2 separate regions of the Homo sapiens genome follow, and region 2 is linked to region 1. A link is an interaction called in ENCODE POLR2A ChIA-PET data of the cell type or tissue named here. Cell type or tissue: Caco-2. All regions are shown on one strand. Links, peaks and the distances in the headings refer to the core of each region. The heading gives the core; the rest is flanking DNA. Region 1 overlaps PACS1 (phosphofurin acidic cluster sorting protein 1). Region 2 has its middle 2.3 kb from the start of CATSPER1.

Region 1 (2,915 bases), core at 144-2,643:
CAAGACCTTGAGCTGCTACCTAGTGTCTGTATAAAGATAAGAATTTCCAGCCAGGGGCCGGGCGCTGTGGCTCATGCCTATAATCCGGGCACTTTGGGAGGCTGAGGCAGTAGGATTGCTTGAGCCCAGGAGCTCAAGACCACCCTAGGCAACATAAGGAGACCTTGTCTCTGCAAAAAATGAAAATATCAGCCAGATGTGGTTGTGTGCACTGGTAGTCCCAGCTCCTTGGGAGGCTGAGGTGGGAGGATCACTTGAGCCTGGGAAGTCAAGGCTGCAGTGAGCCATGATTGTGCCACTGTACTCCAGCCTGAGTGACAGAGTGAGATCTTGTCTCTAAAATATAAATAAATAAAAAGGATATTTTCTAGGCCAGGCGTGGTAGCTCACGCCTGTAATCCCAGCACTTTGGGAGGCTGAAGTGGACCAATCACCTGAGCTCAGGAGTTTAAGACCAGCCTGGGCTTAGGCAACATGGCGAAACCCCATGTCTACAAAAAAAAAAAAAAAAAAAAAAAGAAAGAAAAAGAAAAAAAGATATTCTGAGCTTATTTTCTCGTTATTTCCTTCTCTCCCTTCCCAAATATTTTTTTGAGCATCTGTGTCAGCTAGGAATACAGAAACTAAAAAACATTGCTTGCCCTTGTGACTGGGGAGATATAGACAATTGAATAATCAACCACAACATGTTATAGTAAGTGCTAAGATAAAGGTAGGCACAAGTGTCAGGGAAAACACAGAAGTGGGATGCCTGAGCTGAGTGGGAGTGGGGGTGGCCCAAGAAGGCTTCCTGAACCAGTGGCACCAGATGGACAAGGGAGAGGCCCCCTACTCCCTGCTTGTCCTCTGCTCTCTTCTGACCGGTAGCGTTAATACTTCTTTGGTTTAATGCAGGATCACCAGACTCTGTGGCCCACGACCTGTTTTTGTGTAGCCCATAAGACATACCTTTCTAAGTACTATAGCTGAAAAACATCAAAAGAGTAGTAATATTTTGTGACATGTGAAAATTATATGAAATTCAAATTTCTGTCTGTAAACCTCACTGGAACACAGCCATGCTCATTCGTTTGTATATGGTCTGTGGCTGCTTTCTCCCTACAACGGTAGAATTGAACAGTTGCATCAGAGACCTTATGGCCTGCTAGGCCAGAAATGTTAAGCCCTTTACAGAGAAAGCTTGCTGGCTCCTGTTTAATGCTTTAACTGCCCTACTGAAAGGCAGGAGGTTGAAAAAATGATGGTAGTCAAAAGGAATGCATGAAATCCTGTTGTCTTCTGTTAGCTGATTGCAAGTAGTACACAGGATATATTTGAGACATCTCTTTTCCTATCTCCCACCAAAGGATAATTCAGGCGGATCTCAGTGCACAGGCACAGGCATTTGCCTCATTCTTGTTTTGTCTGTTTTGAATTTAGTTATGGGAATATTTTAATATCTCTCAAAAATAGGGTATCTGGTGTGAGTCAGAATGATTATAGAACATGCTTGCCTGGAGAACAGGAAATGCGGGATCCACTCCTGGTGTGCTGTTAGCTGAAGGACGTCAGAACTGTCCTTTAACCTCCCTGCAGGTCTCTAAATGGTAGGATTGTTTGGGGATTACACTAGATCATCTCTAGGCACCGTTCAGCTCAGTAGAGACATTGCTGCATGGTGGAAGGAGTGACCTCAGTGTGAATCCTGGTTCTGTCCCTTTCTGCCCAGGAGACCTTGAGCAGCTTATCTAAATGCTGTGTGCCTTTGTTAGCTCATCTGAAAATGTGGCTGTAAGAATGACCTCATGAGAATGGACTGAGATCATATTCTTAAAACTCTTGGCACTAATAGGTATTTAATCTACTATAACTGTGAAAATTATGTCTGTGAACTCTTTTTTTTTTTTTTTTTGAGACAGAGTCTCGCTCTGTTGCCCAGGCTGGAGTGCAGTGGCACGATCTCGGCTCACTGCAACCTCTGCCCCCTGTGTGCCACCACTCTCGGCTAATTTTTGTATTTTTAGTAGAGATGGGGTTTCACCATTATTGGCCAGGCTGTTCTTGAACTCCTGACCTCAAGTGATCCACCTGTCTTGGCCTCCCAAAGTGCTAGGGTTACAGGCGTGAGCCACTGGACCCAGCCTGAATACTAATTATATACTTCATTTTAATCAAACTCAATTTGTGAAATAGCTGGATTTAGGATTTGCTTAATGAAAGAGATATGACGTTCCTTTAAAAGCCAGCTTTTCTACTAGAATCAACATTATTTGAATTACATGCAATTATATGAGATCATATCAATGCATAGGAAGCTAGACATGTATTAGATTGTGGTTAAGGGCATACGCTTTGGAGCCATATAATATAGCTGTGGTTCAAAGCCTGGCTTTGCCATTTACTTACTAGCTGTGTATGATCTTGGCCTTCCATTTCCTCCTGGGAATGATAATAATACTTGCTGTGAAGATTAAATGAAATTACCCATGTGAAATGCTTAGCATGGTACCTAAGTAGTGCCACTCTAAAGTTTCATGGCCTCCTACTCTCTGGACACATACCTATCCTCTGTCTGCTAGAACTCCTCACTTCCCTGTTCTCCTAACTTACTTATCCTTCAGAGCCCAGTTCAAGGGACGTCTTCATGAAGTCCCCCTTGCCCCAGCCCTGTGCTTCCACAGGGCCTGTGCACGCCTCTCTCTGCTTCCCACTGTGTGCGGGCCCTACCTCCTCCTTTTATTGTGCTTCACTTTCTTGTGCTTCACAGATGCTGCATTTTTTACAGATTGAAGATTTGTGGCAACCCTACGTTGAGTAAGTCTGTCGGCACTGTTTTTCTAATAGCATGTGCTTACTTTGTATCTCTGTGTCACATTTTGGTAATTCTTGCAGTATTTAAAATTTTTTTATTATTGTGTTGGTTACGGTGATCAGTG
Region 2 (2,915 bases), core at 247-2,746, 91 kb before region 1:
CACTGTCACCCAGGCTGGAGTGCAGCGGCATGATCTCCACTCATGGCAATCTCTGCCTCCCAGGTTCAAGTGAGCCTCCTGCCTTAGCCCCCTGAGTAGCTGGGATTACAGCCACCCACCACCATACCCCACCCCGGCTAATTTTTTTTTTTTTTTTTTTGAGACAGAGTCTTACTCTGTCACTAGGCTGGAGTGCCGGGGTGCAATCTTGGCTCACTGCAATCTCTGCCTCCTGGGTTCAGGCAATTCTCCTGCCTCAGCTTTCCTAGTAGCTGCGACTACAGGTGCACACCACACCCAGCTAATTTTTGTATTTTTAGTAGAGACGGGGTTTCACCATGTTGACGAGGCTGCTCTTGAACTCCTGACCTCAAATGATCCACCCACCTCGCACTCCCTAAGTGCTGGGATTTCAGGTGTGAGCCACCATGCCTGGCCAATACATGTTAATTGGCATTATTATTCTCTTCTTGATCTTGGAACCCCCCTTTAGGGTTATTACCAAAATTAAACTATCAGCCATCATTTATTGAGGATTGCTTCATACACATTTTGTTTTCTTTCTTTCTTTTTTTTTTTTTGAGACACAGTCTTGCTCTGTCACCTAGGGTGGAGTGCAGTGGCATGGTCTCAGCTCACAGCAACCTCCACCTCCTGAATTCAAGCAATTCTCCTGCCTCAGTCTCCCAAGTAGCTGAAAGTACAGGCGTGCACCACTACGCCCAGCTAACTTCTTTTGTATTTTAGTAGAGATGGGGTTTCACCCTGTTGGTCAGGCTGGTCTCGAACTCCTGATCTCAAACGATCTGCCCGCCTCGACAACCCAAAGTGCTGGGATTACAGGCATGCGCCACCGTGCCCGGCCCATACACATTAAATTTAATCCTCACAATAGCCCCACATGGTAGATATTGTTTATCCCCATTTGACAGACAAAGGTGCTATGGCTCAGAGAATATAAATGAGTTGCTTGATGAATGAAAACTTACCGTCAGTGCTATCTCACTCCAAGTCTGTATCTGTAACCTTCATGCTGTCCTGTCTTCCTCCTGGAATCCACTGCAGAGCTTGCCCTGTATGCTGAATTCATATGTGCACAGCGCAGCTCTTCTGGAAGCTTATGGGTCTCAGCTTCTTGAGTGCTTGGTCAGAGCCATGTCCATAGTGGCTGCTGGGTTCCCAGTGATGAAAGAGACACGGCTCCTGTTTTAAGGAGCTCACTATCTGTTGCCAGCAGCAGACAAAGAAACAATTTGTGTGGGCTGGGCATGGTGGCTCACACCTGTAATCCCAGCACTTTGGGAGGCCAAGGCGGGTGGATCGCCTGAGCTCAGGAGTTTGAGACCAGCCTGGGCAACATGGTGAAACCCTGTCTCTACTAAAATACAAAAAATTAGCTGGATGTGGTGGTGTGCGCCTGTAGTCCCAGCTGCTTGGGAACTTGGGAGGCTGAGGCATGAGAATTGCTTGAGCCCAGGAGGCGGAGGTTGCAGTGAGCTGAGATCACACCATTCCAACAAGAGCGAAACTCCATCTCAAAAAAAAAAAAGAAAGAAAGAAAGAAAAAGAGAAGACTCTACCCTGAGAGAGAACAACAACCTCACATGTTGATGACATGATCTCTGATACTGAACAGGTTTTCGTTTTTGTTTTCTTGATAATAAACTGAAAAACAACTTGCTTTTTTTTTTTTTTTTTTTTGAGACAGAGTCTCCCTCTGTCGCCCAGGCTGGAGTGCAGTGGCGCGATCTTGGCTCACTGCAATGCCGCCTCCTGGGTTCACGCCATTCTCCTGCCTCAGCCTCCCGAGTAGCTGGGACTACAGAAGCCCGCCACCACGCCCGGCTAATTTTTTGTATATTTAGTAGAGATGGGGTTTCACCATGTTAGCCAGGATGGTCTTGATCTCCTGACCTCGTGATCCGCCCGCCTCAGCCTCCCAAAGTGCTGGGATTACAGGCGTGAGCCACCACACCCGGCCACAACATAATCTTTATCCTGGCTGATGAGTCAACTTATTTCACCAATAAAATGGTGAATGCTTACCACGCCATAGCACTAGTAAGATCTGTAAATGGTCAGCATGATCATCGAGAAAATGTTTCAGCTTTTCCAAACAAACAAAAAGCCAAGATAGATTTAATGTCATTTCATATCAGGAATCATCAAAAAGTCTGTCTTGGAAGAACTACCTTGGCATTTATACTGATGGTTCAAATCAGTGGTTAGCTCCATAAGAATTTTTACTGTTCTTGGAAAGAAACAAAACCACAAACAAAAACTTGATGTTGTCACAACACACTGCTTTCTTCACAGAGAGGCACTGGTGTCAGAAACTCTTGGAGATGAAAAGTAATGATGGAGCAAAACGTTTGCCTTTATTCAACAAAGACTCACTCACTTGAAAATGTTTTAAAAACTGGCCAGGCAGGCTGGGCGCAGTGGCTCATGCCTGTAATCCTAGCACTTTGGGAGGCCGAGGTGGGTGGATCAGGAGGTCAGGAGATCAAGACCATCCTGGCTAACACAGTGAAACCCCATCTCTACTAAAAATGCAAAAAATTAGCCGGGCGTGGTGGCGGGCGCCTGTAGTCCCAGTTACTTGGGAGGCTGAGGCAGGAGAATGGCGTGAACCCGGGAGGCGGAGCTTGCAGTGAGCCGAGATGGCGCCACTGCACTCCAGCCTGGGTAACAGAGCGAGACTCCGTCTCAAAAAAATATATAAAATAAAATTTAAAAAATGTGGCCAGGCAGGCTGGGCGTGGTGGCTCACGACTGTAATCCCAGAACTTTGGGAGGCTGAGGCAGGAGGATCACCTGAGGTCAGGAGTTCGAGACCAGTCTGGCCAACATGGTGAAACCCTGTCTCTACTAAAAATACAAAAATTAGCTGGGTGTGGTGGCGGGTGCCTCTA

Evidence for each region. ChIA-PET counts read pairs that join two places held together with the same protein. Peaks named below come from ENCODE experiments on the same cell type or tissue, not always from the same donor. Only the 100,000 strongest peaks of a DNase experiment are listed, where the experiment ranks them.
Region 2: POLR2A ChIA-PET joins it to region 1 with 18 read pairs; 10 of 35 experiments call an interaction of 5 or more read pairs at or near these places.

The regions. Positions count from the first base shown.
Region 1 is chr11:66,118,275-66,121,189 of GRCh38, forward strand. The region is part of intron 1 of PACS1 (phosphofurin acidic cluster sorting protein 1); the gene reads left to right. Among named protein-coding and RNA genes, the nearest start is that of PACS1, 49 kb to the left of the region's middle. In Caco-2, for the core only: no CTCF peak of the experiment used is centred there; DNase peaks (open chromatin) are centred at 1,167 and 1,607.
Region 2 is chr11:66,027,348-66,030,262 of GRCh38, forward strand. No RefSeq gene overlaps it. Among named protein-coding and RNA genes, the nearest start is that of CATSPER1, 2.3 kb to the left of the region's middle. In Caco-2, for the core only: no CTCF peak of the experiment used is centred there; no DNase peak of the experiment used is centred there.